Regions from separate parts of the Mus musculus genome. Here all the other regions are linked to region 1. A link is a loop called in an ENCODE intact Hi-C map of the cell type or tissue named here. Cell type or tissue: gastrocnemius. All regions are shown on one strand. Region 1 has its middle 19 kb from the start of Gm46743. Region 2 overlaps Acvr1 (activin A receptor, type 1). Region 3 has its middle 55 kb from the start of Upp2. Region 4 has its middle 74 kb from the start of Upp2.

Region 1 (8,000 bases):
AGAGTTCAACCTATAGCAGTCTTGCACATGCACTTTTGGGTCTTCATGAGCAAAAGGAGACTAATGACAGGGCCAGCCTTGGCAGACCATGAGCAGTCACAGTAGTGCCTACGTGAAGCTATGCAAACGGTGCCTTCAATACAGTCATTGACTCGTAGAATTTGAAATTTTTGTCATATTTTGAGATGCTGTTTACCTGTCACCGCTTCTAGTTATGGTTACTATGGCTGGGATTCAATGCCACGACCAAAATCAGTTTGCTGAGGCAGGGGTTTATTTTCCATAGTTTAGTTCACCGCCTGAAGGAAGTCAGGGCAGGAACCTGGAGGCAGGAGCTGATGCAGGGGCCATGAAGGAATGCTGCTTACTGGCTTGCTCCCGATGGCTTGCTCAGCCTGCTTTTTTTTTTTTTTTTATAACACCTAGGACCACCAGCCCAGGGAATAACACCACCGAGCTGGACCCTTCCACATCAATACTAATTAACAAAATGCCCTAAAGGCTTGCCTACAGCCTAAACGTATAGAGGCATTTTCTCAAAGGAGGCTCCCTCCTCTCAGATGACTCCAGCTTCTGTCACGTTGACATAAAAGCTACAATGTTGACTTTATTTGCCATATCTTAAAGAAACCAGACCTGCTGCTGGCCCAATAGGACTCCAGTGCAGTTGCTGAAACCATCATAGCTGGAGCCTACTGACCGTGCAAAGCACTCTGTTCCAGGCTTGTTGCCCATTGTCCACTTTTAGCTACCCAGGAATGTTATACCAGGCTTTGTACTGCTGTGCTGTTTCTACCCAGTGATCTGTCAGATCTCATCTAAACAGCACCTCTCCCGTGAGTCTGCCCTAACCTCCGATTAGGAGCTACTGTGTTTCAGCTCTGCCTGCAGGATGTAATGTTGCTATATGGTTCATGCGCATTTGCCTGTCTAGAACCTCCCATTCTCCAGCACTCCGGACCTGTATACTACCGTGTGTCCACAGCAACTACAGTGCCTGGAAAACACTCATATTGCCTGCTCAAAAGCCATCCCTTATTTAGTTAACCTAACTGAGCCCCGGTTTCTCTCTGGTATCAAGAACTCCAAAAGATTACAGGGCAGATGTCTTACAGTGAATCATCAATTGTATCAAATCCCTAGAATATATAGCACCTACTCTATGCCTCCCGCTCCTCTGAGGTCAGAGCCGTGCCTGAGGCTTTCCAGGAAACTTCTTACCCCAGGGATATTTACTTTCCAAGGCACTGATATTGGCCATGTTGAAGATCTACTGCCGCGACTCTAGGACATAAAAAGTCTAGAGTTGCTGGAAACTTGGGAGTACGCACGTGGCCCAAGTGGCCATAGTACCAGGGGTGTAGGAATAAACGTCAACCTGATGAGGATGAGAGAGCCAAGGTATGGAGAGCGCTTAAGTCCCTGGTGACCTCACCAAGACCGCACCACTCATTCCTAGCACCGCCCCCCCCCCCCCCCGACTCCTGGAGAGAGGTGACATTCACGATCCTACCTGTGTCATGGTGGTGTTGTTACCTCATAGTGATAATATCTCTCTCAGAGTCAATATCCTTTTCAATATTGTTTGGTTACATCATGTTTTCTGTCTCTTGAAGGTACACATATCTAACCAATATTGAAGTTACACATATCTAACCAATACAGGCATTAGGAAATATGTCTTTTGAATGAGCAAATGAAGAAAGGGAAACGGCCCCCTTTAATGTGTGTCATCGTGTGAAATCTTTCCAATAGCCTCGGACCTGGAAGCTGCACCATTAGAGCCGAGAAAACTGGACCCCAGAGAAGACCCTGCCTCCTATCCAAGGCCGCAGGATTAGGAAGGCCAGAGCTGAGTCACATTTAACTGCCGCGCTATCTATCAATTTACTATCTTTAGCATCTCAGTTCAGACTTTTTATCCATAGCAGAAGGTTCTCCTTTGAAGTTTCTTTTTCTACTTCCTACTGACTTCATTTTTTCTTTCTTTCCAGTGTTGGGGATGGAACTGAGAGCCTCCCAGAGTGTAGGCAACACCCCCCTGCTGAGATGTACCCTTGACCTCCCGTTGACCTTTCGACCTGCTACCTTAAAAGTCAGCCTCCTAATTTTGACCTTGGGCTGATGGGCCTATATCCATTTGTTTCTAGTCTACTTAATTCTTCAGCGTCATAGCTACCCGTGTCTTCTGACTAGGAAATAGCACCCACGCTTCCCCATGTCTGAGATCAGAGTCCCCACAGTGCTCCAAGGAACTTCAACGAAGATATATTCCCATGCCACTCCATCTCTCTACCTCCCTCATGGCTCATCAACTTTGCCTTGGCACACATCCAGGTTGACCACGTGAGCGTACTATGTTGGCAGGAAGCCTGGGTATAGTGGGAGAGGCCTCAGGAAGCATTGCCATCTTACTGTGAGACCCGAGTAGATACACGCAGGGTACACGTATATGCTTTTTAGCAAACCTAGAAAGAACACCACTCTGGCACAGCTTTCTTCCCCTGGGTAGGAACACAGAGAAACCACGGTTTTCTCTCTACTGGCCAGAATGTCTGCTGCTCACAGCCAGGACTTCATAGATGAACGCTGTAGAAAACGTCTTAGCTGCACCCAAAGAACTTCAAGTGTTTTGCTCTCGCTTCTGAAGGAAAACAAACAAATAAACAAAAAAAAAAAAAAAAAAAAAAAAACCGGCCCTGGTAGTCAGCAAAGCTCCAGAAAACTGGCTGTGGAAGGTATCTTGTAAACTGGAAATCATCTGCCCTCTAGTGGTCATCTGCAGGAAGTTCCAACCCGAAAACAGCCAGGACGGAGAAGGCAGAAAGAGTGTGTGACAAAAAGAGAACCCGTAATAAGTCGTCATGGTGGGAAGCCACCATTCGTTAAAAACCAAATATAGGTCACGAGAGTAAAAATAGACATCCGAGCTTTTCACAAACCCTAGCAGGTTAGATCAAAGTCGCCCTGAACTTAGCACTTGGGTGGCATTCCAAACCCAGAGAGTACTGAGCAGGAGAAAACCTACGCCCTGGGACTCCTCCCAGGAAGGGAAGGCTGTTGTGGGTGGGGAAAGATTTGATATGAAACTACATCAGAGGAAGTGTTTGTTTTTATTGCTTCCTGAGAACTGGGAAAGGATGAAAGAAAGTACAAGAAAGGCAGATAGAGGAGGGCTGCAGGTTCTCCAAACGTGAGCTGCCCGCCCTGATTAGTCTGCAGTGCCCAGGACTGTTGGGTGGGGTTGCTTGGTGAGACTATTCAGGACGGTGGAAGAAGCTGTTTCCCCATTGATGCAGGACTGAAAATAGTCTAAAGCACACGAGGAGAGACGCCTGGCCTGAAAAATACTTCCTGGAGCAGCCTAGGGGTCAAGGAGGGGCCTAGGAACCCATAGAAGTGATGGGCAGCGCCCCTGGCCATTAACTGAGTCAGACCTATTTAAAACAAACTTATGCCAAAGTTATAGACACCCTCAAGGTGGAAATCAATTCGTGGGGCCTGTGGGTGCAGCTTAGGGAGAAGGGTTGCTTGTACAGGAAATAAAAGACCTGAGAGGAGCGCATGTTTAGACCATGGTGTTTAGAAACAACAACCAGACTTTGTAGTAACCCCTGCCCGAATGCCAGCTCACATAATAACAAAACATAAGAAACCTTGGTGATGGCCCATGCCAACTCGGACGTGAGGAACTTAGGGTCCAAGGACAGATCTGTGATCTTAAAAGAATGTAATGAGCTGTTGGCATTCCTGGGGTGCAGACTCGATAAGAAACTAGATCAGAAAAAGGGTTTGTTTGTATTTCTTCTGCCCACAGAGGCAAAGGAGGAAAAGAAAAGCCAGAGCCCAGATGAACAACTGGAAGCTGGTATGTTCCTGGTCAATGAGGTGAGCAGCTGACCTGGGCTTCACGCCCTGGTCCCTCATCACAGACTACATCCTTCTCTTCTCTTCTCTCTCTCTCTCTCTCTCTCTCTCTCTCTCTCTCTCTCTCTCTCTCTCTTATGGTGAAATAGCCTGAGTTGACAGAAGCTGCTGTCAAATGCTCCTCTCTGACCTAATCTACAGCCTTTCAACTAATGCCAGAACCAGAGCCCTAAAGCTGCCAACACATCTGAAAAAATACTTAACTCTTTGTCTGAGGATCGGACCCAGTTGTCCAAATAAAGTCCAAATAACGAGCACAGTGAAGCTATTCCGTGTATTTTTCATGTGTGCCTGGGAACAAACGTTATAGTCCCTGCCGATGAGATTTCTTTTCTTCAATGGTATTGCAGGGCTGCAGCTTCAGAGCATGCGCAGTCTGATGGGCGAGCATGCTGAGAGCCAGGTGAGGTTTTCTTTGTCTTCACTGCGCTGGGTACGGAACCTTCCTGGCATCTGTTGTGAATGGGGCACCAGCAGTTAGGAATCAGGATCTGTGTGCTTATTCCGTTTTACAGCAAGTGGCAACAGAGGAGAAGAGACACAGCCCTGCAGGGTACAAGTAGCCACTCTCTAGCCTACAGCACAGCACACCAAAGGCACAGTTTCCGCAGAAGTCCTATGTTTTTCATATGATGAGCCATTCAGTTAATACCAAATGCCGTTTCTATCAGTCTTACTTCTTTTTCTCCAAGCAGAGCAGAGAGAATTTGGAGTCCTTTGCCTTGTTTCTTCAATAAAAGGAAGACATAGATCTATATCACTTCTTTTGATCAGAGAACTCAGCATTTCTACCCACCTGGCATCTTCTTTGTCTTTGATTCATCACTATAAACTCAACAAATAGTTGTATTAGCACTACCAGGAAAGGTAGGGACGTGTGGGCTTGTTTCTGCTCACCACAAGGGGGAGCCATTGCGCCCTCCTGGTTAGTCATTCCCACTACAGTACCTAAGGTCAGTGCTGGGTCTACACCTGTGCCCTCACTCGACACAGCTTGGAGTGGCCCGCTGTAGCAGCAAAACAAAAGTAGATGGAGAATCCAAAAGGAGTGAAAACGGGTGCTCAGGGGAAAAAAATGCCTGGAATGATGCACAATCATAGAACTATTTACAAGAGCCAAGAAATGGAAACAGCACAAATGCTTGTCACCAGTTGAAGAGATAAACAAATGATAAGATAGACACTTGTCGGAATATTACTCACTCAGAAAAGAACTGTAGCTCTGAACTATACACAATACATGGGTAAAACTAGAAAATACCATGCAAAGTGAAAGATGATGAAGACGAAGCTTTTATCGTATAATCTAATACACCTGAAATAGAATATATAAGTTATATAGATGCACTATAGACTGATGACTTTGGCTAGGGACTAATTGTTTAGTGAGCATAAGCTTTATTTGGGGATGTGGAAATCCTGGGAACTAGGTAGAGATGATAGCATTGTGTATAAGCCATGGGATTCCTTGCTTTACAATGATAAACTTTATGCTATGTGAATTTTATCCCAATAAAATTTCTTTTCAATAAACATTGTTGAGTGATGAGTTAGACAACAGGTGTCTGGGATCAGGACATTGGGGTCTTGACAAACACCCTAGAAGGGAGACATTTGAGACAACAAACACGGTGTACAATAAAGAAGCAGTAGGAAGCCAACAGTGTGTGAGTGGGGGGTGGGGGCGAGATGCCCCGAGTTATCTGGTGTTCTAGGGGAATGGGACATGTAGGGACAGAGGACTGGTGGCCAGAGTCACTGACTGAGCTGGTCATTTCCAGATGCTTGGTGTCTTATTCAAAGCATTTTTTCCATAAACACAGATCTAACAGGGAAATTTTATTTAAAGCAAAGTGACAGTTTAAATCAGAGTGACAGTGGGCCACCTGAGTGAGGGCACTCAAGGGCCCTGACTACCATGTGGGGATTCTTCTAATGCGGTTTGACAGAAGGTGGAGCTAGGTTGCAAAGTGGCGTAGCTTGGGCAGTTCTGTTTTGAGTAACAAATTTGAGTTATGTAAGTCTCTGCTTACCATGCATGTCCTTTCCCATAATGAATCTGATGGCAGCCCTACGAATGTCCAATTATGCACAGGCACAGGGTGGGAAGCAGGAGACTCTCCCAGAGAGTTTGCTTTGAGGACAGAGTTGGCCTCGGAGCACTCAAAACCAGTTCAGGCCAGATCAGACGGTCTCTCTTGGTTTCAGGGCATGTTCCAGGACATGTTTGAATAGAAATAGGGCATTACAAGAGGCTTCTATGCGGGGTAATTTATTTCTGTTGTTTAAAGCAGGTGACAGTTTGATGCAAGTGGGGCTCCTATGTGCTAAAAGGTTGCTAGGCGTGCTGATCAGGGAGAGATGTGTGTATTGTACTTATATGTAAGCATCTCAGGCTGCCAAGAGCATTATTAGAAGGATGTGTGTATGGTCCAGACAAGCAGAGTCCCAACAGAGGACAACAGAGTCCCAACAAGGATGTGTGCATGGCCCAAAACAAGCGGAGTCCCAGGTTGCTAAGCTATTCCCTATACTTGTCTGTCTCGTGAACAAAAGCAGCAAACATCTTTTTTTTTTTTTCAAAGAATGGCAAATGGATAGTGAATTTATTTTCATTAAGGACGTATCCTGTAAAAGACAATTCTAAGCATTTACACTAAGGACAGGAACTCCCCAACAGAGGAACCACCCAAATCCTATATAGTTTTGTTTGTTTGTTTTTTAATCTTGCCTCAAGTTTATTTGTAAAAACAGAATAAGACACTGGTCATCTGCAAATAGTGTGTGGGTAGGTGTGTCCCAGCAATTCATCTGTCTTCACATTGGCAGTAGAAGCCTTTTCTACGGGGCCTTCACAGGGGGCTGGGCACCTTTGGGAGCCCGAGCTGGAGCAGAGGCCTGGGCTCTAGCTTGAACTTTGGGCTCTGGTTGGCAAAGCCTACAACCCTTGCCTACATTCACAACTGAGGGTGATGCTAAATTTCTGTTAGAGATTTCAGTAACGAGACTTTGCGGGTCCCAGCTTCAGAGCCGCTCCGTTCCAAGCTTGCATGAGAGACTGTGGGGCAGTCTAGAGCTCTCAGGCTGCTGTTGTCTGACAGAAGGACTGGAAACCACGAGGCCAACCCAGGCTATGTCTGTTCACAACAAGGCCGGAGACTTGGGGCTAGCCTGAGAGGTGATGTCACGTGACTAAGGAAGGGTGGGATGAGTGCTCGATAGGAGAATGTGAGGGTAGATTTCAGGACACAAGTTAGCAGGAGAGAGCTGCCTGCTGTGTACACACATGCAGCTTGGATGGCAAGGCTCATCATGCATTGTCTGAGGTTTTCTCTTCACAGAAGGAGGCAAATAAGGGCTACTGAGCGGATGAAGCTTGTGGATTACCAACAAAGAAGAGGTTAATGGCAGTCCTGTTTCCTCAAGGATGCACTGTTTGTTTGTGTGTGTGTGTGTGTGTGTGCGCACGCGCGCGTGCACACATGTGGGAAGGATAGAGATAGCATCTACAGGAAAAAGCTTCAGAAATTGCTCTTACCTGGCACGTAATGGGAGGGGGGCAGGGAGACAACCCCATTCTAAGTGATATTCCATGTCTATTCATTCTACCCTAACAAACATAAGGCAAGACCCCCCATTCTCCCTAGGGATCCCTAAATTATTAAACATGCTCCTTACTCTCCCTATACTAACCCTGGATCTCTTCAGCACCTCTCCCGTGGGTCACCTGTTCCTGCTCTAATCCCTTGCCGTTAATAAATTGTACGATGCAAGTTTCATCACGCCGTCTAAAACCCGTCACTTTCAATTTGGCCTCCCAATCCTGACACCTGGCTCCAGTGACCTTGCAGGCTCATCCTTAGTCATCCCACTATCGTACTTTATCTCCCAGCAGGAACAGAGAGAGCTTTAGGGCTCAAAGTTTCCCTGAGCACGCCAGGTCCTCTCCATCTCCATCGCCCTGGTCTTTAACTGGTGTCTCTGCCATCAGACCAGAGCAAGGACTATGCTTTGTTTGTGTGGCTATAGTTTCAGCCTAGTACTTATTGGTTACATGAATTAACATTTGAGCA
Region 2 (8,000 bases), 960 kb before region 1:
CAAAAGGAAGGGAAACATAGAATTACCGACACACTCCAACAGGGTTATCTGGCGAGCCACCGTTCTCTGTACCAGGAAAGGAAGACCGGAGCCACTTCCTGATGTACACGAGTGATCTAGTAGTTCCTGTGATGTAAAACAAGGAGAAAAAGAAATCACTGAGCAACAGTGCCCGCTTCAGCGTCCTGCAATACATGCTGTGGGAACCCACAGGATTTCCAGCAACTCTGGACATGTGACCCATTCAAATGCCTGAAAATCTCCTTTGAAAGGACTAGTTATATGTCTTGGGAAACTTAGAAGCGAAACCTACAGCAGGTTTTCCTGATGGATAAGTCATTCTTTCTTAAGCTCTATAGAGTTTTCTAATCAAATATGCAAGGAAGGAAACAGAGCTAAGCTAACGCGCACATTAGAAAGGCTACGGGGCTGTGCGTGAGGAGTCAGTAGGAAGAATGGGGGTGGGGGATACTTGAGCACCAAGAGCTGGGCATTGTCTACTATTATCTATTCTGCTATGTCCACTAAATGTCTATCAAGTGATCTACTTCGGTTGCCTTACAAACTAAAGGTGTCTAATTGGAAGCAAGCAAATTAGGACTATGAAGAGCCAAGTGTAATATCTGTAATGAAAAGATTCTAATAATATGTGGGTCATTAAATTGGTACTTATAGGTGTGTGCGTGGGTGTTTCTGTGGATGAAGATTCTCATTTTTTTCAGGTAATATATGAACAAGCAGGTCACTAAATTAACACCTACTTATCATTTTTCCATATGAACTGCAAATTAGAAAGGAAACAGGAAAAAAAATATATATATATTTCACTTAAAACATAACACCAGAGTCGCACATTGATTTCCCAAATGAGCATACTGGCAAAAGGCTGCCAGTTAGTTCATTCATGAAGTTTTCTTTCACACTCTCAGCAAAGGCCCAGCGGCAGGACCCGGCCTGGACTATCTCTAAGGCACAGACAGCCTTATAGCCATGGTGATGGTGGAAAGATTAACCCAGCCCAAAGTTCTTCCTTTCCCAACACATAAACTGGCCCATTAAAGCAACACATAGATTTCTGTGAATTTCATCTTCTCTCCTTTCTGTGGAGCAAGACCGTGAGATACTGTGGATCAGTAAGATTACCAAAAGCTAAACACTCAACATAAGAAATTCAGAACCCCTAAAAGTCACAAAAGGATAATCAAGAAGAAAAAAAATGTGATGAAATAGGCTTCGTGTCTCCCCAACAATTCCCTCTTGCCCTGCTTGGTGACTCTATTCGTTCAATTATTTTTGAGGGAAAAAAAAAAAAAAAACCCTCTGCACATTGAGCTGTTGCTTTTCCATGAGGCATAGTTTTGGTTCTAATTAAGTGTGCAGATTTGGGAGATGGGGCATCAGGCAATCAAGCAAAGACTAATAAAGACCTACCTACCTCAAGTTCTGAAGGCCCAGCCGTGGGCGAGCTTCAGCAAGGTTACTCTTTGTCAGCTCACATAAATGAACATATTGTTTAAATAAGCAAATAAGGACATCTCGTTATTCCTTACTGTGTCATTATATGGTGACACTCTGTCAGCTGCGTGGCTGGGCTGTGTTGAGAAGACTGTTATGGCGCAGGCTTTCATTCCCATTTCAAAATCCTAAAAGCTATTCAAACAGTAATTTACACTAGATATTCCAATTACTGCCCTTGGTAATTAGACATGCTAGCAGCTCGGAGAAACACAGTTCTGACTAATCTACATTAGCATCTTGCTTTGCCTGTCGGGAATCATCGTCATGTCTTTCTGCTACAAAAATCTCATAAACCCCACCTCCTTTCCCCTACACCTTAAACCAGACTTCTGGACAAACATTTCATGGAAACAAGGTACACCCTTTCTCCCAGTTCCACCACATCACAACTCAAATTGGTATGCAAAACGATGTACACAGGCTAACTTGTTCCTCTTTCATTCAAACAGAACCCTGATGGGACAGGAATCAGGGCAAGACAGTTCCCAGCCTGGATCCAGCATTATTAACGTACTGACACCTGACTACAGGGGGTACCTATGGCTGCCCAGGTCTAGCATGTGAGCCAAAGATGACCACTGCTTAGCGTACATCTTTTCCAGAAAAGCAACAAAAGGCAGTTGTAGAGGAAGCCTAGCTACAGAATTCCCAGGCACTTACGGACTTGTCAGGTAGTGAAGCCAGCCTGCGGGCATGACGATCTGGGATGAGGAGGGAGCAAAGCATTAAACAGCTCTGAATCACATTACAAAGATAACTTGATTGACTTGCGACTAGCTAGATTGTGACAAGGAAAGAGCTGATTTGGTTGTGTTGTTCGCACCTAACACCCACAGAGCTTTGTCTTTTGCAGAGAAACCATGTAGTATCCATGGAGAAGGCTGTTACTTTATTCTTCTGCACTCTATAGTAGGCTGCTTATGGTGAGTGACCTACTTCCCCGAGTTAACTAAAAGTTTAGAAGAGTAACTAAAGGAACACTTACAGTATCGTGCTATAGCTTTAAAATGCAGGAGTAATTTTAAATTTTTATTGCACATATTTGTTTGCTTATTTGTTGGGGGTAGGGGGAAAGCCTTGCCACGGTACATATTTGGAAGTCAGAGGACAGCTTGTGGGAGTTGGTTTTCTCCTCCTACCCTATCAGTCCTGGGGATTAAATTTAGGTCATTAGGCTCAGCAGTGAGCATCTTTACCCTCGGAGCCGCCTCACGGGCCAGGAAGAAATTTCCAAATGTATAAATAATAGCATCTTCTATGCTGAGGAAGTAAACTCGGGGGGGGGGGGGGGGGGTTCCTAGCACCAGGTAACTGACTTTGAAAACTTATCAAATATATCAACAATTTTATTGTATGTTGAAATGATAAAAGGTATAAACGGTTTGCTTTTCCCCCTATTTACTTGTTAAGCTGGCTACTCAAGCATTTTAAACTCTGTATGTGCTATGCCCAGTTGTACTAGAGGACCCTGGTTCAACCAGCCGACTACTCGCCACAAGGGGGCAGTACTGGAGCATCAAAATCTTAATGGCTACTTCTGGAGATGTCAAGTCTCTAAATTATGGCGGATGCACATAATCTAAAGGGAAAAGGATTTCTTAATAATAATGAAAAGATGCTTCCTTTAAAAAAAATGTTTGTTGTTACAAATAGAGTAACTGAAGACCACCACGTCAAGTTCTTTGAATCTCTGGTCCACCAACTATTCTTTGTCCCTTTTCCTCACATTCTCCAAAGAAAAGTCACCACCAAGGATCTACTAAAATCTCCTAGCCCCATCCCTTAAGTGCCTGTCTGAAACGGATGTCCTTGGCTTTTAGCCCAGTGACTAGTCACCATACATGTCTGCATAGTCATTGTTGGCTTTGCACATTCAAAACAAGAAAGTGTCCACCTCCATCTCGTTATTCGTAGGCCTCCCTCTGGGGTCACAAACTCACCGCTAGAGTGCTGTCTCCCACATTGGTGGTGATGAGCCCTTCAATGGTACCATACTCCACGTCTCTGGGGTTCAGGCGCTCTTGATTGCGTCTCTTAAACTTCCTGAGAGCAACTCCAAGGATGCAAGCTAAAAGACATACTGCAAACACCACCGAGAGGATGATAAGGCCAACTTCCAGGTGGAAATTCTGTGTTCCGGGGAAGGACTTCCCTGGAGAATGGGAAGAAAAGAGTAAGTAGGCGTGGAGACCACAGTTTTCTTTGTTATTTACCAATATCTTAGGTAATGGCTCCTGATCCCGACCAAACCATCTCACGTATCAAAACAATTCACAACTAAAATACTTCCTAACATTTAGACAATGGCCCAGACACTCATTTAAGTGATCAATTAAATAGAACTGGGGTTTAGAAAGGATTCCACCAAGAATCAACTGTATTTTAATGCATGAATGCTTAAGAGCTTCTTAAATATAAGAGACACATAATCCTTGATGTTAACGCTTATGAACGTGGACTTCAGATGCAAAGATGCTTTTCAACGAGCCCTGATGAACAGCCTCTATACTGTAATATCCCAGTGAGAAAGCGCTGATCTCCTCCCTAAGCTTGACCTGTCTCAGAGTTCCCTGCAGCCATCCACTCTCTACTTAAAGGTTCCTTTATATTGTTTCTTTAACTCCCCAAGTCCTGAGAATCAGGCCGGTGCTCTATAGTGCATACCATCTGTATAATTATTCGTAAAAGTGATTTAATAAGTGACAGATATTGTGGCCTCTCAAATAGGACATTCCTTCCAGGAAATGTCTTCTGTGAAAACACTGGGTGTTGGGAGAGTGAAAGGGCTCAGAGGGTCTCAGGAGTTGCTGCAAAGCCTGACAGCCTGAGTTTGATCCCTGGAACCCACACAATAAGAGAACCAATTCCTACAAGTTGTCCTCTGACATGCTCAACACACATGTGCAAATGCAGGGCCATGTGTGCCTGCGCTTTCGCACACACAAACACAACCAAGTCAACACATAAGTAAAGGTGTTGCGTAGTGTGCAGCATAATGTGTTCGTGAGGATCTTCACACTGCTGGCAAGGTTTTTGTGTGAATACAGATGTTTCTTCCTGTCCATCCCTTCTTTTAGCAAAGGATTAACTCAGTGAGCATAAGGAAATGACCTGTGAGTTAATTACTCAAATAGCCAATCCTTTTTCAAACCCTTGTGTTTGATCCTATTTTTATATCCCAATGTAGCCTGTTCTATCTACCCAAAGGGGGTCATAGTAACTTCAAAACTGCCATGTGACCTATTGGTCTTTTGGTTTCCAGCCTCTTGCCTCCTTCCTGCCTTGTGACAGTCCTAGCAATGAAGGCTGTGTGTGTCCTCTCTTATCCTATTTGTGCTTTCCCTCTTCCACAAGGACAAAATCATATAATTAAACCTATTAAGAGGTACTGTACATTACAAGAATAAATTTGGCTTGGGGTGAGCCTATATTAATATTGACAGTAATGTGAGATAAGACAATGAGAGTTCACCATATGAGAAAAAGAGTTTCAGAGGAAGACCGACTTCCAAAGGGTTCAGAATCCATAAGAAATACATGAGGGGAAATGGCATAACTTCAGGGCTCATACACACCCTCATCTGACTTCTGTTTCAGAAGGCTAGGGATCTGATTTGGAAGGGTGGGCAAGGCTTCCTTCATCTTCTTCTTAACAAGGGAAAGGCACTTCACACAGACACCAAGCTAGTGTTCCTACTTCTCTCGAAACACACATGCCCCATACACCCATTTGTGATGACCTGCAGTCAGCGAATCCGTCCCCTTCACCCTTCCTCTGGATGCATGTCACATCACTCACTTTCCCCAAAACATCACTCTCCTTTTCAATCCCAAAGGCCATGCCTTTGTCTTCCTCACCCAGAGTGACCTTCCATGGCCCAGCAGCTCTGGCTCAGCAAGTCGGAAGAATGCTTCTGGCTACGCAGATCCTTAACCCACACAGACTTGGGGCAACCCTCACAAAACCCCTTGATCTAGTAATAGAAGGAGCCATGGGAACCTTTAGTGGGCAGCTGGGCCGTGATGTTCCTGTTACACCAGTCCCCTTGGCAGCACTCCACAGCCTGGCCAGGTGACGGCGGGGTCTTACACGTCATCTTCCCCTGCTCATAAACCTGAAAGCAGCCCTTCTGGTAGACGTGGAAGCCATCGTTGATGCTCAGAGAAGAAAAACACTGCTGGCCTTCACAGTGGTCCTCGTTCCCGCAGGAGAGGCCCTCACACACACACATGTAAAGTTTCTGGTTGACCTTGGGCTTCTCATCTGCAAAGGAGAGGTGAGGAGGAGAAACAATTCAGTTCTATGAGCTTCGCCCCTTTCAGAGTTAAAAAAAAATCCAAACAGGTTTCCCTAAGATCACCCCAAACCCAATCACAGAACCATCGACTCTGACCAGCGTCTACACTCCAGATTGTCACTCAAACAATAGCTCCATCTCAGTCTATGAATGTATCTGCCTTACGTTGTGCATCCATCCATCCTCCCGAGGATTATGCTAGCACAGAGAGTGGCATTGTGATGCCCAGACTCCTGACATGGAGTCCCTCTCCCATATCCATAATTCCTGAATCTAAACTAAATATTTGATGGCAACATAATGCCTGGCAAAGTTATTTTATACAAAAAGTGTAGGGGGGGGGGGGCTCCTAAATAAATACTTGGCAACAGTTAGCACCAGTTCCTGCTAGCTCTGTACTTGTAAGCAAATGATGTTTCAGAACTTAACTGCTTCAGAACACACTTGTACGAGAGTTTGTAGCTACAAACCAGAGTTACTGTCATGTTCAGCTAGACACTAGACCACCACCTGTGATGAGAACACTTGTGTTTGTGCACTGGTTAAAATTCTAACAAATAGCTCTTAAGAATCATCTACTGATAACCAGGAGAGGTGATGCACGCCTTCAATCCCAGAACTCGGGACGCAGAGGCAGCGGATCTCTGTGAGTTCGAGGCCAGCCTGGTCTACAGAGTGAGTTCCAGGACAGCTAAGGTTACACAGAGAAACCCTGTCTTGAAAAACAAAAGAAAAAAAAAAAAAAAAAAAAGAGGAATTGTCAACTGGTAAAGAACATGGGGGGAAACTGGCTTTAAACACTCAGTCCAAGGGCCCAAACAAAGGGAAGAAAGCTGTATGTAACAATTAGGTAGCAGGTAGCACCAGGGACCAGGTAGTCCCTGGCGATGTCAAGAAGCTGAGTCACAGCAGAGGCTGCACCATCACCCCCTCGCCCTCCCAACTGCCTTCTGAAAACACTCATTTGCAGTTCCGCTTTCACATCTCGTCCCTCCTCCCTCATCGGGATGACTGGTTCAGACTTGCTACTTCCAACACTTTTAGTCAGCAGGGAAGGGAAGGGAAGACAGAGTGTGCACAGAGGCCAGTCCTTAAGGCTGTTCCTTAGCCAAGGCCACGGTCAGCAAAGCCCTACTCAAGGAAATTCAGCCCCCAGAGCTTGTCCAAGGTCTGTGGCACAGAGAGTGAGATAATTGTCTTTTGAGAGAGACAGACAGACAGCCAGGACAGAGACAGAGACAGAGAGACAAACAGAGACAAAGATAGAGACACAAAGACACAGATAGAGAAAAAGAAAGAAAAGAAGGGAAGGGGAAGGGGAAGGGGAAGGGGAAGGGGAAGGGGAAGGGGAAGGGGAAGGGGAAGGGGAAGGGGAAGGGGAAGGGGAAGCGAGAAAGAAAGAGGAGAGAAGGAAATCAGGTAGTGGTGCTTTTAAGAGAAGACCTTAAAGTAAAAATGTCAAGTTCACTTACACAGATTTATGTGGGTGTGTACAGAGATGTGGGTTATCTCAAAAAGAAAAGAAAACTGTTGCTAATCTTTCTTCTTCCCTCTTCAAAGAAGTGGAAATATAGTTCCCTGCCCGCTGTCGTGTGGGTGCTACATCCCACAGCGTAAGTACACGCAGGCACACAGACACGTCCTTCTGTTTATAATTGACTTGTGAGTTCTTTTGAAAACCACAAGGGGCTCATCCCAGAGCAAAGACATGCCTGAAAGCAGAAAATCTAAAATAGCCACTGCCGGTGCTAAGTACGTCACCAGCCTAACCCTCAGAATCCAGAGCTTTCCGACATGTTTAATGAGTGAAAAACCTTTAATGAGCAAAGAGATCATCTTTATTTGACACAATCTAGCAAGAAGTTTACACTTATCAAAAGAGAGTTGAAAGGTAATATTTCTAGGGAGCTACACATGCTTGCCACTCTTGAACGGGATGAAGCTGGGCCAAGACCTGTCAACCATGCTGCCCAACATGTGACCATTCTTTGAAGGAACTGGATAGGGGAGGGGAGTTGTGGAGGAAGTTAAAGGCATCACATTGATTTGTGTGTGACCTGAAAAAGAATGTGATGACTGTATTTTAAAGACTGAAATAAGGCAACTGGTGCAAATTTAAAACACAAACACTTTCACTGTAAATGGTTTTTAATCACACGTTTCCAAAAACATACCTAATATACT
Region 3 (8,000 bases), 740 kb before region 1:
AATGCATTACAGACTTGCTTACAGGCAATCTCATGAAGCATTTTCTCAACTGAGAGTTCTTCTTCCCAAATGACTCTAACTTGTCTCAAATTGACAATAGACCAGCCAGGGCAAAGTACGTACTAAAACATTTTTTATAAACATCAGCAATCTGGACAGAAGGCTGTGCTGGCCTCTCAGGGACTCCGCCACTCCCAAGGTGGATAACAGTACCTGTGTGCTAACTGCCCCGAACCTTTACAGGAGGCCTCCAGCCTTCTGAAGGAGTTTACTAAGTCTCCTTGCAAAGATGACTGTCTTCTATCAATAAAGGAATAGTAAACTCTTATAATGAAATAAATAATACAGAAAAGTGTTATTTTACTCACAAGTAAAAGGAAACACAAGGCCGGTGTAGTCTGGAGAGATGGGGATCCCACTTTCTTAGACTTACAAGGGAAACCAGGCCATCTCCTGGCCTTAGCTGTAGACAATAGGTTTATAGATTTGGGAGCTAGAAGTCTACTAAGGGTCAGGGAGAGGCATCAGCTCATTCGGCTACAGCAGAGCTTCTCAACCTGTGGGTCTTGACCCCTGTGAAGGTTACATATCGGATATTTACATTATGATGCATAACAGTAGCAAAGTTATAGTTACGAAGTAGCAATGAAAACCATTTTATGGTTGGGGAATCACACAACACGAGGAAGTATACTAAAGGGTCACAGCATTAGGAAGGTTGAGAACCACTGGGCCACAGAAAAAGCTTCAGAAATTGAAGGAGACTGGGCTCCAGTGCTAGGCATTTCAAGACATGTGGAGGGGTACAGGGAGGAGACATCTCTTCTTGGTAGCCTTCCTCTTCACCATGAGGACTCTGTACTCTTAGTTTGTCCATTAAGACATAGACCAAAAACCTCAGAGATGATGAGGCCCTAGGAGCAGGCCAGAGATGTGGGAGGCAGCCAGGGTGGCTGGGGTGCCTTGGCTGAGTGAGCTCTTTCCAAAGGAGGTCCAGCAGAGGCACGCAGTGCTGATTCAAGGTGGTGGCTTCAACACCCTTAGTCCTTCAGTTTGGCTTATGATCTTCCTGGTGGGTACCATTTTAAACCTGAGTGATCATCTACAGTGGCTTTTATTTGTAGACGTTGCTCAAATCCCAGCTACACCAGCTGAAGGTGCCACCTTCCAGCACACAAGCTTGCAGTTCATTGTGTGTGCAGTTCTGAAACTCTCTACATAGACCAGGCTGGTGGCTTCCAACTCACAGAGACCCACCTGCCTCTGCTTCTGTCTCTCAAGTGCTGGAGCTAAAGGTGTGTGCCACCATGCCTGGCTCTTCCAGCACTTCCTAAGAATGATAGTGGAAGCCATATGGTGCCCAGGTAAGCACTTCTGACAAAGTGCCCATGTGGAAACTATGAAATAGAGGGACAGGCGAACAGCATCGCTGGCTTGGGGAAGGCAATGGTAATTTAAAACTTAAGAGCTAGAAGCTGCTTATTTGGCTGAGAAGAGAGAAAGGAACAAACGAAATACAGAGGTATCCAGTCCTGGAGTTGTCGGGGATGACGTCATGGGGACGTTTGTGGGAGGTCTGAGTGAACGACACCCAGGAAGCTCATCTGGGAGTCCCTGCCAGCTTACACAGCTGTGGCTTTGACACTAATAGGCACCTGACAACGCACTGACCTTTGGCTGCCTTTCCCTGGAAGATAAGAGGCATAAAATTGGATCATTTTGTCTTCATTTGTATTTGTGTGTGTGTGTGTGTACACACATGTGCCCAAGTGTGATAGTTGTGTGTGGAGGTTAGAGTAGGTTCTCTCCTTCCACCGTGTAGGCCCCAGCAATGAACCTCAGGTAGTGTGGCTTGATGGTAGGTGCCTTCCCCCGCGGAGCCATCTGCCTGACTCTGTTCTTACTGTAAATTTCACAGTAGTGGGGAATCAAGCCGAGAGCCTTGAGCAGTCTGGCAAGTGCTCCATCACTAAGCTGTATCATTTGCCCCATATTGACTTCCTTAAACTTAGAGTTCCGTGGTTGGTGAAAATGCTTCCTTTCAAGGAGAGGATTAAAAAAAACCCATATATATATGTATATATATATATATGTATGTATATATATGTATATATATATATACATATATATATATACATATATATATATGTGTGTGTGTGTGTGTGTGTGTGTGTGTGTGTGTGTGTATGCACAACAGTTTAAGGAACTACATGGCACAGAACAGAACAGGGGAGGTACTGAGAGCAGTCCCTGAGGGAGGAGGGAGGTTTTCTTAGCAGGCAGAACATGGTAGGAGCCATGCAAGGATGAGGCTAAGCATGACAGACTGCGCAACTCACGGGCTGCAGATGGGGCTATGCTATGGTGCGCATGCCGAGGAGAGACGGGGCTTTATGTAGAAGTGGCTTACGGATCCACTTGAAGGCAGGATTCGAGAATCCTTGAAGGCTAGGTTGGTGGAGAAAATTCTCATCCAGTTTTGAGTTACTGATAGCAGTGCCCTTTATATCGGACAGACACCACACATTGCTTTATGAAGAGCCATGGAGAGGCCCCGAGTCAGAGCAGGGGGTAAATATAACGTAGCGGTTTCCTGACCTTTCTTATCACTTCAAGCTCCTGTCCTAGCAGGCTTCTAAGAGAAACAGCACGTTCTTTTCGGTGTTTTCCAGCATCAGCCTCTCATTCCTAAGCCCATGAAACATGCTGCGTAATTGCCTCCAGCAAGCCAGAGGTCATTTATGGCAGCACGGGGAGGCAACATCTGGTGATTAGAACTTAAACTTCAGGGCTCTCCATAAAGTCGGGCCTGAAGCACTGTGGAGAAGGGAAGAGGACCCAGGGATGGTGGTGGTGGTGGGGGCGGGTTGAGACTGGTTTTTCTCACTTGAAATGAAGGTGATCACCATCGAAGGTGGCCTCACCTGTATGGAGGAGTATAGCTATCCATTCCAACTAGGCCTTCTGTTCTCATCCTTGGCCACAGTGAGAACAAGTCTGTTCTGGCCTCTGCAGTTGCTCCCCCCAGAGCACCCACCTTTCTCCTGACCTTAGTGAGGCTCTCTGTTCGGAAGGTAGTTGGGATGAGACACAGCTCTTCGATGTGACTCCCAGTGGGATGGGTTGGTATAGACATTAGGTATGCTGAACTATAGATTCAGTATCTGGATCTTCTCCAATAAGCAGTCCAATGGTCACATAGCAAGAGGGCAAGGAAGAGAGAAATCTGGGTATGGGCTGTCTGGCAGATGTTCCCCACAATGGTCAATTAATTTCTTGGTCAAGTTGGCAGCAATAGTAGACTTGCTCCATACAAAAACAGACAGCTTCCCTGTATATATAGTACCCTCTAAGAGGATGTAGAAGCGCCCTTTCTGAAGTAGCTTCTTCATGAGCCTGTTCAAGGGATTAAAATGACACTACTAGGGTGAATTCACCGGATGTTAGCATAAATCTCACCCCGAGGCTCTCTTTCAAAATTCGGTTTCTCCAGGATCCAATCAATTCTATCTCTTGCTTTATCCCAACCTGTTAATAGCAGTGCACTGACCTCAAAGCAGGAGGAGAAGCGGCAGAAGGCAGCCAAGGGTAGCCAGTGATTTAAGTAGAAAAGGCAGAGACTACAAGGGCTGCCCTTCCTTCCTCCAGGATTTGCCCCAAGCCAACAGAGACCCTGTCATGCAGCAGTTCCTGGCCCAGGGGACCCACGACCGGGATAAGCTTAAAATGTTGAAATGGATGCTTTTCAAGTCTAGACTCACATTGTGCCTTTGTGAAGGTAGGAAAAAAATACATAGCAATGCAGGAGCTTGAGCAAGGTCTCCGATTCCAGTCTTTAGCACAGAACTGCTCTGCCTGGCGCTCATGCCTGCACATTGAGGGACTTTGCCTTTGAACTTGGACGGGAATGCAAGTCTGTTCTCCCTGGAGAAGAGGCCTGTGTGATGGGCAGGCAGTCCCTCCATCAACCTCAAGAGACAGTCTGGCTTCATTCAGCTCAACTGGTTACAAGAGAGACGAAAAGTGTCCAGCAGGGGTCAGCACATTCAAAGAAGCCTGGATGCAAGAGCCTGTGTATACTTCCCAAACCATCGTTGTGTAAACAACCTCAGGGCCTGAGAGTCTGGAGCAGCCTTGAGTGGCAAGGCTCCCAAAGAAGAGATTTGGAAGCTGAACTGAAAGTCCTCTTCTTCCTAGAGATAACTGTGATGTATCACGAGCCTAGTGCTTCTAAACTCAGTTGAAAAGTTCACAGTGACGGATGAGAATTGGGGGCACCTGATGGTGGCCTGTGTATGTTCCTGTGCCACAGGGGGCTGTCCAGTTCGACCTTTCTCTAAGGAAAAGCTTGTTTAAACCAGTTTTAGGATTTTTCTCTCCGCCTAGTGGACATCTCAAACTGCAGTCACTGGAGAGAGCCCTGCACCGTTCTGTTCCTCCTGGGAAACTCCATTCTGCACAGAGGCAGTCCTGCACCAGTTAACATTGTGCACACTGGAAGCCTGGGGTCACCAGGGCTTTCACAGCACTCCCTCCCCCGCCCCCGCATTTCTGGCCCTGTATCGGTGGGTGATCAGGAACACGTGATGGGAAGATATGGAGAAAGGCTGTTTGCCTAGTGATATCTCTGTCTGATCAACATTTATCAGAAGACTGCTATTTACAGAGGCAGCACATAGAGATATAATAAAACTAAAGACCTGTGTTTAGGGAGGTCAAGACCTTGATGTCGGTCTGGTTTTTAGTTGTTGACCAGCATCCAAGCCTTCTCTGTTGTGCTGGTTCCAATCAAAGGACTCTTCCCCAGTTCATAAGCTCATAAGGTCATCCTTCAGACATCAGTGGGCCCAGACTATGATCTGGCTGGCCCATTAGAGGCTACCTGGGCAAAAGTAGGGGTATTATGGGTGTCTTATAACCAGAGTAGTATAACTGATCCATCTACTGATGATATATGCCAAAAATTTCAACCCCACCATTTAGCACTCCAGGAATGAGATCGGTGTACCTCAAGGTGTTCTTATTTGACACTAAAAGCAGTTGTTGAAATATATCATGCAGGTAAAAGCTATGTTCCAACATAAACTATTGCCAAGGTACTATTATATGTAAAGGCTGAGCAGAAGTGTTCCCAGCTTTTCTGTTCATAAGCGGGTGTAGGGAAGGCACAGAGAAACACACAACTTCAAAATCAATCAACTATAGATTTTTGACACTGATACTGTGAATATAAATGCTTGTGGAAGGGAAAAGGAAGATAAGGCCAGTTATTTTTAAGTCCTCAACATGCCAGTGTCCTGTCCCTGGGCAGAAGATAAATATTCATTGAATGAATGAAAGAATAGTGAATAGTTTAAGGGGGTGCAGGCAGAATTTCTCATTTTTTTGCTTGATGCTTGACAGGTACCAGATAGGCAGTCAAGGAGACCCCAAGGTCTTCTGTATGTTCTTTAAAAACGGTGGCACATTTCCAGCAAAATATTGGCTCTGTCTAAAGTCTACATGAGGCTGAAAATATTTTCCATTTTCAAGCTCATTTATTTTCTTGCATTCTGTATACATTCTTATATCTGAAAGCTTCAAACTGACATAAAGAATAGAAATGTGTTGGTCCTTATAAAGCAGATATAGTATCTCTAGGGATATTGTAAAAAAAAAAATTACCACAGACAGGGTAGCATCCAAACCCGGAAGTTTGTGCCCTCACCGTTATCAAAATGAGGAGTCCAGACAGTCAGAAAGTAGGTTCCTCTCAAGCGAGCATGGTTCCTCATTTCTCTCCTAGCTCCTGTGATAACCAGCAATCCCTTGGCTTATGGTTTTATTATTTCAGACTCTACCCCTGTTTTTAAGTGGTGGTTTCTGTGTTTGTGCATCACTCTTAATATACCCATCATTTCAATAAGGATTTCCATCGTATTAGAAGCAGAGAACATCATACTTCAGTATGACTGTGTGTTGGCTGTTGACCACCCATATGATGGGTAGCTACCATGTGGTGGCTCTGTTTCCAAACAAGGTCATATTCTGGATGAAGAATTGGGGGATATAACTGAATATATAACAAAGGACAAGAGAATACCTGATCCCAACACATGTTGAGTGCACCGAGATCATGTTCCAGTAACATCTTAGGTGTTATTGGCTGTGATTTGGGACTGCAAGTTCACAGGGCTGAAAGGTCCACATGAAGCCAAAGCATCGGAGGACACACCCACACATGGATAAACATGCTCTTGCTTTGACCCTTCTCTGCCTCAGTTCAACAGCCACTTAAGAGGAAAATACTTTGTGTTCCACCTCCAGTCTACAGACCCGTCTTATCTTTAGACTCCCAACTTTGAAGCTGTCCAGAATATAGAACTTCTCATTTACATCAACCCCACCAGCTTTATGTGCTGTTCTTAGTCAGCTCCACTTCCTGGGCCCTTTTACCCGCCAGATTGTCAAAATGGCTACAGTATGTGCAGAAACGTAAGAAATATCCCACTTGTACTAAAAGGATGAGGGGATTGTGTCTTTAGAATGAGTGCATACTAATGCTAGCAATTTAACGGGCTATATGGACAGCCCCACTCTGATTGTACCAGTAAGGACCATCTGTACCAACGCAGAGATGCTCTGCCAGCCATGGCTAGTGTTTGTGTAGGTTTTCACAGGGCAGATGTTGGAAGGATATATATTTTGTGTTATGCAGTAGCAGTAGACAGGCAACTAATATTTTTTTCCAGTTCAGTTATTCATATCTCAGCCTGCTGTAGAAAGAAGTCATTTCATTCTGCAGAGAAGGGAAGGGGCTTGGCTCTTCTCTTTCACCCTTGAGCTGGAACAGCCTGTGGCTAATGCCCGTTTGCAAAGCACCTCGGGAAAGCATTTTTTTTTTTAAATTTGATCTGCTTTTTGACTTCTCAAAAGACATCACAGTCAAATGTGGACATTAAAAACTCTATTGAGGGTTTCTATAAAATATGACAGAAAAGGAGGGATGGCTGTGTATGTCCAACATTTTGACTGGAGTTTTGTCCTTAGGGACTAGGTCATCATTCCTAGTGTTATTCATGAACCAAATCAAAGGTTCCACTGGGCTATCCACAATTTTCCACAGGGGGAGGAAATGTTTTTCCCTTGAGAACTGCAAGAATCTCATGCTGTACCGGGGAGATCTAATCCATTCTGGCTGGTTTCACTCAGATACTCTGTGTCTCCAATTATATCAATTATCTGGGCAATCTTCATAATTAGTGGAAGAAGGCTTGACCTGTCAGAACCAACTGTAGCAAAAATATTTGGGTGGACGGTGTACGCTACCGGTGTCCTGTGAGTTTCAGAGGCTAGGTCAGGGGTGGAGGCTGGGCGGTTGCCGGGGTCAGCTTCCCAGTTGGTAATGGGCTCTGATGTAAGGAACTAAGTGGCCTACAGGTTCTCAGGAGATCAGGTTTCTGGTTGAGCATGGGCTGTAGCCAAACTGTGCCACACTGAGTTGGATTCTTCACCTCATAGTGACTTCATACTTGTAAAAGGAAAATAGGAAGCCAGACGATTGTACTTAGTGTTGATGGAGCAAATGATGAATACAGCACCCAATGTAAACATGATTTCATTTGGTCCTCAGAACCAGTTTTGAAAGGAACTTCCTTCCCCCAGAGGTCACACAGCTAGGGCTTGCTATTCAAATGGCAAGACGTTTCCAAACTCCCTCCTGACTGGAACTGTAATGGCTCTTCTTGAAAACTGAGTAGAAGACTTGGCAAACCAAGCGAGGCACAGGCTGAGACTCTTGCTATTCCGAGCGCACGGACTAACAGTTCGGATGCCTGCTCCTGTCTTTTAGGAAAGGTTGACTCTCAGATCCCACTACAAATCCATGCATGAGAACTTAAAGTTCTAAGCCAGATTCCAGTGTAATTATGGCACCTTTAAAACTTTGAGAGATGCTGGTCTGAGGTCAGTCCAAGGTCAGTCAGCCTGGGACCAGTGCGGCAATTCCAGCCTTTTCTCAT
Region 4 (8,000 bases), 760 kb before region 1:
AATCAACTCATAGATCTTGTCCAGGTACAACTAGATGTATTATGGCAAATAGCTCAGCTGGGATGTGAACAAAAGTTTCCGGGATTGTGTGTTACTTCCATTCAGTATGAGAAATTTACTAGGGCAGCTAATTTGTCAAAAAGTCTTTCTCAGTATATGTTACAGAATTGGACGGCTGAATTTGAACAGATCCCTCGGGAATTGAGACTTCAGGTCAACTCCACGTGCTTGGACCTGTCCCTAACCAAAGGATTACCCAATTGGATCTCCTCAGCATTTTCCTTCTTTAAAGAATGGGTGGGATTGATATTATTTGGAGATACACTTTGCTGTGGATTAGTGTTGCTTCTCTGGTTGGTTTGTAAGCTTAAGGCCCAAACTAGGAGAGACAAGGTGGTTATTGCCCAGGCGCTTGCAGGACTAGAACATGGTGCTTCCCCTGATTTATGGTTATCTATGCTTAAGCAATAGGTCGCTGGCCACTCAGCTCTTGCACACCACGAGGCTAGTCTCATTGCACGGGATAGAGTGAGTGTGCTTCAGCAGCCCGAGAGAGTTGCACGGCTAAGCACTGCAGTAGAAGGGCTCTGCGGCATATATGAGCCTATTCTAGGGAGACATGTCATCTTTCAAGAAGGTTGAGTGTCCAAGTGTCCTTCCTCCAGGAAAAACAACACGGGACCAGACCAGGACCCCTCTAGGTGATGAGCCTGGAAGGAGGTTATGTGTATGGCTCCTTTACCTGCACACTGGGGATTTGACCTCTATCTCCACTCTCATTAATATGGGTGGCCTATTGCTCTTATTAATAGAAAAGGGGGAACTGTGGGAAGCTGCCCCCACATTCGCCGTTACAAGATGGCGCTGACAGCTGTGTTCTAAGTGGTAAACAAATAATCTGCGCATGTGCCAAAGGTAGTTCTCCACCCCATGTACTCTGCCTTCCCCGTGACTACAACTCGGCCACGGGCTGCAGCCAATCAGGGAGTGATACGTCCTAGGCGAAGGATAACTCCCCTTAAGAGGGACGGGGTTTCGCTTTCGTTTTTTGGGCTTGGGGCTTTGGGGGTTTGCTCTCTTGCTCCTAAAGATGTAAACAATAGAGCTCTTGCTCTGCACTCTGGCGCTCTGGCGCGCTGGCGCTCTGGCTCCTAAAGATGTAAGCAGGGGGCTTGGGGCTTGCTCTCTTGCTCATAAAGATGTAAACAATAGAGCTCTTGCTCTGCGCTCTGGCGCTCTGGCGCTCTGGCGCTCTGGCTCCTAAAGATGTAAGCAATAAAGCTCTTGCACTCTTGCTCCTGAAGATGTAAACAATAAAGTTTTGCCGCAGAAGATTCTGGTTTGTTGTGTTCTTCCTGGCCGGTCGTGAGAACGCGTGTAAGAATAAGTTTCCTAATTTTTAAGTATCAACATCATTTATGGTAAATACTGATCCATTCTGAGTAGCTGTTGGCTGGATTTGACTGCAGGTCTAACATTGGAATCCAGGATTACACACCGCAGAGGATCCTTGTCAAAGAGGAGACAGGCAGACAGACAGACTGGGACTACTGCCATGGCTAAGCCAGGGAGTCTAATGCCTGGCTCTCATTCGAGCAGAGGAGGAGAAAGACAAAGGACAAAAAAGACACTCTGTCCCACGTGTCCTCTGTGCTTGGAGTCCTGGTGTCTTTCTTTTTGTGTTGAAGGATTATCTTCCCACTGTGCCTGTGATTTCCACAGAGAAGTTTTAATACATTTGTTAAGTTTTGACTTTAGAAATTCCAGCATTTCAGTTTGCTTTCATCATACGTTTCTCTCTAACTCTTACACAATGGCTTCTTCAGCCTCTTAGAGAGAGAAGGAAAGATGTAAAAGGATGTAGGTATTGGGCTGGTCCCCCCCCCAATTGTGTAACAGATGGGCAGCTTGGTCTTGATGTGGGTCCTGAACAACTGGAGCAGGAGGCTATCCCAAAAGCTGTTGCCTGTACCTGGGATATGTCCTTCTAGCTGGGCTGCCTTGCCTGGACTCAGTGGGAGAGGAAGTGCCTAACCCCAAAGAGATTTGATGTGCCAGGGTGGGGGCATGCCCAGGGTGGGCAGCACTCACTCAGAGGAGAAGGGGAGGAGGGGATGGGAATGGGAGAAGGATTGTGGGAGGGGCAGTGATCAGGATGTAAAGTGAATAAAAGAAAAAAGAAAGGATGACCATACAGTCAAGGACCACCGTGAGTAAACATTTCCTAAGTTCTAAATTTCTGTGAAGGAGGTTTGCCTGTTTTAAACATAATTAAAGCAGACAAGCTCCAACAGTTAGCATTTCAAATAACTAGAAAACATACTGATCTCAAGAAAACGCCACGCTATCTGCTGACAAATGGTCTGTTCTCCACATTCCAATAATAAATGGAAGCCATACCATAATGATAGTTAATGCTTTGAATGGAATCAGTGAAGTATCCAGGGATAGCTTTTCTTAGATGAGTGACTTCAAAATGGCTAGCTTACTATGTAGGGTAAAGAACTGTGTGTGAGTGTGTGCATGGTGTGTGTGTGTGTGTGTGTGTGTGTGTGTGTGTGTGTGTGTGTGTATGTGTGTGTGTATGTGCATAACTGAAATATATTTTGTATTACAGCTTTATATACAAGTGTTTTATGACATGGTACTTGCTTTTACTAAAGTCCTGGTCTGGAAAAGTCAGGTTATTTCATTGCTCATGCCAGTGTCATTCAGTCAAGGAGCCATGTCCTAAATATTCATTAGGTGGCAGACACAGGTGTTGTATCTAAGGCCACACAGACAAAACAAGATAATACCAATGTCGCTTGTTAAGACCTGATGGAATCACAGAGGAGCCACACTTTGGATCAGCGGAGCAAGAAGAATGTTCTGGGTAAAGACTCAGTCTAGACCCTCTCTCATAACCACCTAGGTACTATTCAGAATGGGTACTTGAATAGGAAAAGGTCTAGAAGCCAGGGCCTGCTTAGGATAGGGGCGGAGTCTGTGATAACCAGTGAGCTAGAGTCTTTGGAGAACAGTGAAGTTGGATGGAGATGGTGGGGAGAGGTCGAGGGACTATGGGGGAATGGAGGCCCTTCAACCTAAGGGGTTTTATTTCGCCCAAATATGGCAAAGGATCCCATTTCTTATTGTGACATCCAAGAATTACTGACAAACCGCAAAGTTTAGAACACAGGATTTGTGAGGTCACGACCTTTTCTCTAGCTAAAGCTCACATTGAAATGACAGAACTTTAGACCTGGGGAAAAGCTAAATGCGAATCACCGAGTTTCGCTGACGTTCTGAGCACACCCGCATTCGGCCCCTTCCGGAAGATGTACCGGGCAAACTCACAGAGCAGGTCAGCAGGGAGGCAGGCTGGAAGCTGCCCTGCCCCCATCCCATAATCGGATAGGAGGTGGGAGGTGGCCTGGATGGGAAGAGGGAGTTGCCTGTTCTTCTGGCTCTGCTTGCCTTCTGCTTCCTGTGTAAGACAAGATGTCCCTCACTGGTGGCCATTCTCTTGGTAGAGGATGACTTATTGTTTAGAGGGTTAGGCCAGAGGCGGTGGGTCACCATGGTCTGTCATGGTGTCCCCTTGTTGAAGCAGCAAATGTCTGGGTTTGCAGTAGCCTTTGAGAATGCTTTCTCCAGTTCGGACCCTCTCCTTTCCAGGGTCCAGGGGGCAACTGCTCACTGTCCAACCCACTGAACTTCAATGTTAGGACTCTAAGGTCTTCCTCTGGTAGACAGGAACACAGCACTGTCGGAATGCTAACGTGAGTGGTTAATCACCTGAGAGGTTGTTTAAAATGCCAACCTTAGGGCCTCTCTTCAGGGAGTCCATTTCTCATGTCTTGGAGAGAATCATAGAAATCTCCAACTTTAGTATCTTCCCCCAGGAATTCTGATAGAGCCAATCTGTGGAGTTTATGTTTTAAAATATAGGGGGAAATTATAGGAATGAGGAAAAGTCATCTGAGCTCTTAGTTGTGACTAACTACCAGGCCCACATGGAATAGGGTCTCTTTTCTGAAACTCGAGGAAATTTATATACGTTTACCTATGGACGGGGAAGAGGGGATATAAAATACATTTGCAAAATAAGATGTTATTGGAATTTATTAATTTAATAGGCTGGAGTCCCAAATCCAATAGGTGGGAAGGGTTGTCTTAGTAGCAGTTTTCACAGCAGCCACGAGGTGGCAGCCTTCTGCATAAAATTGAAGAGCCATGCAGCTAACCATCAGTTTAGCTCCTCAATATAAATGTCATTACTTTTAAAGGTATGTATTAATTTTAAAAGGATGGGAAAGAAAATTATCGACTGGGAGGAGCTTCAAACTTAAATTTCCATCAAATGTCATCGTCTAGATGGAGAGATCTAGTAGGACATCCACGGCAGATTCAGAGAAAAGATAAAAAAAAAAAAAATTGAAAAAAGGTCTCTGTAAGATGAAAGATGTCACTCAAAGAAAGCTTCTTAAAAGCATCCCTCAAGTTTGACTTTTTTGGAGGACCAGCAGGTGCAGTCTGGTCGTTAAACCATAAAGCAGTAACATTTGGTAAAACTTCCTTTTCTTTTGGCCTGTAGTCAGGGCTAGGAAGTGAAGAAGAAAAAGAGGGGACGAAGCTCTCAGTGACCAGAGGGTCCTCAGGGCATCTCTGAGTGGGCTTTGAGAATGACTTCTTCAGCTCGGACTCTTCCAGGGTCCAGGGGGCAACTGTTCAGGGCCCAAACCCCTGACATGCTAGGACTCTAATGTCTTCCTTCCCCTGGGAGATGGGAACGAGGCACTGTTAGGATGCTAATGTGATGAATCACCTTGCACCAAACAAGGCTGGGGCTCCTTATGCAGCAGGCTATGTCTCTAGGCCCTAGCCTGTGAGGACCTTCTCTGTGATGTTACATGATTGGTGGAGATGGTGAGGAGCAGGGACTCAGTGGGAAGTCCATGAGCAAACAGTTGTCCATTGCTGTATCCACAGCACCAGGGATGGGAGCTTCATAGGACACACAGAGGCTTCGCCTCCTCCCAGCTGCCCTGTCACTGCTGAGCATGCTTAATGTAAAATACATCGGGGTCACCGAAAAGCAAGAGGTTGATTGATGATTGAATGACTTCTTAATTAAAACCATCTCTCTCTCTCTCTCTCTCTCTCTCTCTCTCTCTCTCTCTCTCTCTCTCTCTCTCACACACACACACACACACACACGAGGCAGAAGCCTTGTCTTCGTGAATGTGTCTCACTGGCTTGAATCTGCTGAATCACCCTTCCCAGCTCAGCAGGCAGACATGGGACTGGAGAAGGAGCTGAAAGCTCTATATCTTGATCTGAAGGTAGTGTGCTGCGTGTCACTGAGCCTGGGCTTAAGCATCTGAGACCTCAAAGTCCACCTCCACAGTGACACACTTCCTTCAACAAGACCACACCTTCTAATAGTGCCACTCCCTATCGGACAAGCATTCAAATACATGAGTATATGGGGGGGGGGGTGGTCATTCTTATTCAAACCACTACAGTTATGGTTATTTTCATTTCTTTGCATGAATGTGTATTCTCATCTCCACCCCCACCCCCTACCCCCAGGAAACTCCCTTTTCTGTAGCCAGAAATCCTGTCAGGAGACATCTGAGGAGATGCTGCCTTAAAGGAGTCCAAGCCTAAAACAACTAATAACTAATGTTTAGTAACATTAGATTGCATACTTAATTTAAACTAAGTTTGCCATTCTAAGATCAAACACAATTAATTTTCTTGTATTTAGACTTTAGAGCAGCAGTGAATTATTTTACAGTCATGTTTCCTTTGAAGCAGAAGCTGTGTGGACTGGTAATGTCATTTTCAGAATCTTGGTTGTTTGATTTTAATATTTCTTTATTTTCTGTGTGTGGGTGTTGCGCCTGATGTATATATGTGTGCTATGGGTATGCACTATCCATAGTGGTCACGGGATCCATTGTAACTGGTGTGAGCCCCCACGTGGGTGCTGGGAATGAAACCCAAGTCCTCCAGAAAGGCAGCCAGTGCTCTCTACCACTGAACCATCTCTCAGGCTCACCTTCAACGGACTGTGTTTTGCCTCCCTTGAGAGACTTGCTGGATGTACTCTGGCACCCCAGCAGCAGCGAGGCAGACATGAAGCCCTACAGGCACATGGGCATTTTAGAATTTTATTAGGAAAACCAGACCTGAGAATTTAATAGACACACCAAAATGGGGACAGATGTGACTCCCTCTCCTAGATCCCAGAAGGTGACAGACACCTAATACTGCCATGGCAGGGCCCTATCCCAACAGGATGTATCAACTTGATTGCCTGGTTCAGCTCAGTCCCCTCCTGTTGACATAGCTTACTCAGCTGCTTGGTATCTGCCCTGTCATGCATCTGGACTTGGACTTGACCCACCATCTCCTGCTCTAGACTGGGTTTGGCCTTTCACCTTGTAGACAAATTTTGCAGCTTGGCTCTCAAACCTGACTCCAGTATCTCTACTAACAGGTCTACCAGCAGGTCTCTTTTGGTACTTTTCTGCCTCAGTATCTTGAAACTGATTGAACCCTGCAGTGACCTCTTTAACTTATATTCATTCTCAAAACCATACATATGCATATACATACATAGATACATACATACGTGCGTATGCACATGCATGTGTGTGTGTTATATGTGTATGTTCTCTGTAATATGAAAGTTAATATTAGTAATTTAGATTGGAATAAAGAACATGTATTTACCTCTGACACAGTGCCAGCACTTATGACAAATTAGTCATTGAAACCTTTAAGCTGTGTGAATTTATTATTATTCAATAAATTGTGACATCATGGACAGACACAAACATGTCTTTCTATGTTTCTGACATATTGTGCTCATAGCATAGCCACTGTGATAAAGAGACAGTGACATTAAGAGTCAAACAAACGCATTCTGGGTATGGAGGCACATTAGGGCATTCATAAGGCAAAGGCAGGCAGATCTGGGAGTCTGAGGCCAGCCAAGCCTACTTAGTGTTTAGAGAAAAAAACAAAATTATTCTAGAAAACATTGTTATGTAATGCATTATTTAAATATCAATTAATAAATTAAATATTATGAGCATATACTTTCCACACTTCTTACAGCTTATATTGCTAAGTTGATCCAAACTTTCCTTTGTATCTATTGATGGGGAGTCATTCATATTCAGGAATTTTAGTCCATCTATGTTACTACAATAAAATACTGAAGGCTGGTCATTTACAAAGAGGAGGAATTTGGTTCTTCTATTTTTTGAGACTCAGAAGTTCAAGCTGTGTATATCAGTGTGTTTAGTTGTCCAGGAAAGGCCTAGTTTCAGTGACTGAATTCTGTGTCCTCCAGAGAATATGAGCATTGGGTCCTTGTAAGGGGAGGTTCTTATGCAAAGGTCTTGTTCCCCAATTGGTTCTTGGTTTGTCAGTAAAGAAGGCCGGGGGGGGGGGCAATTGCTGGATGTAAAGTACAGGTGGGACTTCAGGGTCCTGGGGCAGGGAGAGGGGGAGGAAGACATGAGGATGGACAGAGGAGCTTTCTGCCATGCTTTGGAGCAAAAAGAACTCAGCAACCATGTGAGATCTCTCTCAGGGAAAGCTGGGGTGGTGACCTCCGCTACAGGCAGGTGGCCAAGGGTGTTTGGCAGGGGCTAGGTGGGACCAGCCACTAAGTTTAGGGCAGGTGGAGAAATGGAGATAATAAATTAGTAAGGTCACACTTTTCCAGGCAGGAGATATCTGCATCCAAAAATTGTGCAGAGAAGGCAAATTGTAAAGTAACAAGCTGTGTGTGTCTTTTATCGTGGATTTAGGGAAGCCAGGTGGGAGCTGGTAGCATGACCACCCTCCCACCCCCAGCAAAGGTAGAAACAAAAGGGAGGGGGGGGGGCTAATAGCTCTAACAATCACTGACAAAGGCAGTAGCTTTTAAAACTACCCACAACAGATCTTCATCTGCAAGAAGGAACAAAAGGACAAATATTTCCCATCAAGTTATT

The links. Hi-C counts contacts between places; a loop is a spot of excess contacts. Peaks named below come from ENCODE experiments on the same cell type or tissue, not always from the same donor. Only the 100,000 strongest peaks of a DNase experiment are listed, where the experiment ranks them.
Region 2: it touches region 1 in a loop (3-fold over the local background); 5 of 42 quality-filtered maps call a loop at or near these places.
Region 3: a loop joins it to region 1, with 5 times the contacts of the local background. A loop is called at or near these places in 29 of 42 quality-filtered maps.
Region 4: a loop joins it to region 1, with 8 times the contacts of the local background. A loop is called at or near these places in 17 of 42 quality-filtered maps.

What each region holds. Positions count from the first base shown.
Region 1 is chr2:59,435,810-59,443,809 of GRCm38, forward strand. No RefSeq gene overlaps it. Among named protein-coding and RNA genes, the nearest start is that of Gm46743, 19 kb to the left of the region's middle. In gastrocnemius, CTCF peaks have their summits at 2,781 (motif pointing left) and 4,821 (motif pointing right); DNase peaks (open chromatin) are centred at 2,070, 2,342, 2,764 and 4,846; H3K4me3 peaks cover 1,630 bases; H3K27ac peaks cover 3,643 bases.
Region 2 is chr2:58,474,147-58,482,146 of GRCm38, forward strand. It overlaps Acvr1 (activin A receptor, type 1), which reads right to left. Exons shown (of 12, transcript NM_007394.3): 5 at 5,519-5,782; 6 at 3,459-3,670; 7 at 27-126. Among named protein-coding and RNA genes, the nearest start is that of Acvr1, 89 kb to the right of the region's middle. In gastrocnemius, a CTCF peak has its summit at 3,018 (motif pointing right); DNase peaks (open chromatin) are centred at 3,019 and 5,557; H3K27ac peaks cover 384 bases.
Region 3 is chr2:58,696,089-58,704,088 of GRCm38, forward strand. It overlaps a transcript of Upp2 not described here. Among named protein-coding and RNA genes, the nearest start is that of Upp2, 55 kb to the right of the region's middle. In gastrocnemius, a CTCF peak has its summit at 4,025 (motif pointing right); a DNase peak (open chromatin) is centred at 4,034; H3K4me3 peaks cover 537 bases; H3K27ac peaks cover 1,369 bases.
Region 4 is chr2:58,676,810-58,684,809 of GRCm38, forward strand. It overlaps a transcript of Upp2 not described here. Among named protein-coding and RNA genes, the nearest start is that of Upp2, 74 kb to the right of the region's middle. In gastrocnemius, a CTCF peak has its summit at 4,180 (motif pointing right); a DNase peak (open chromatin) is centred at 4,183.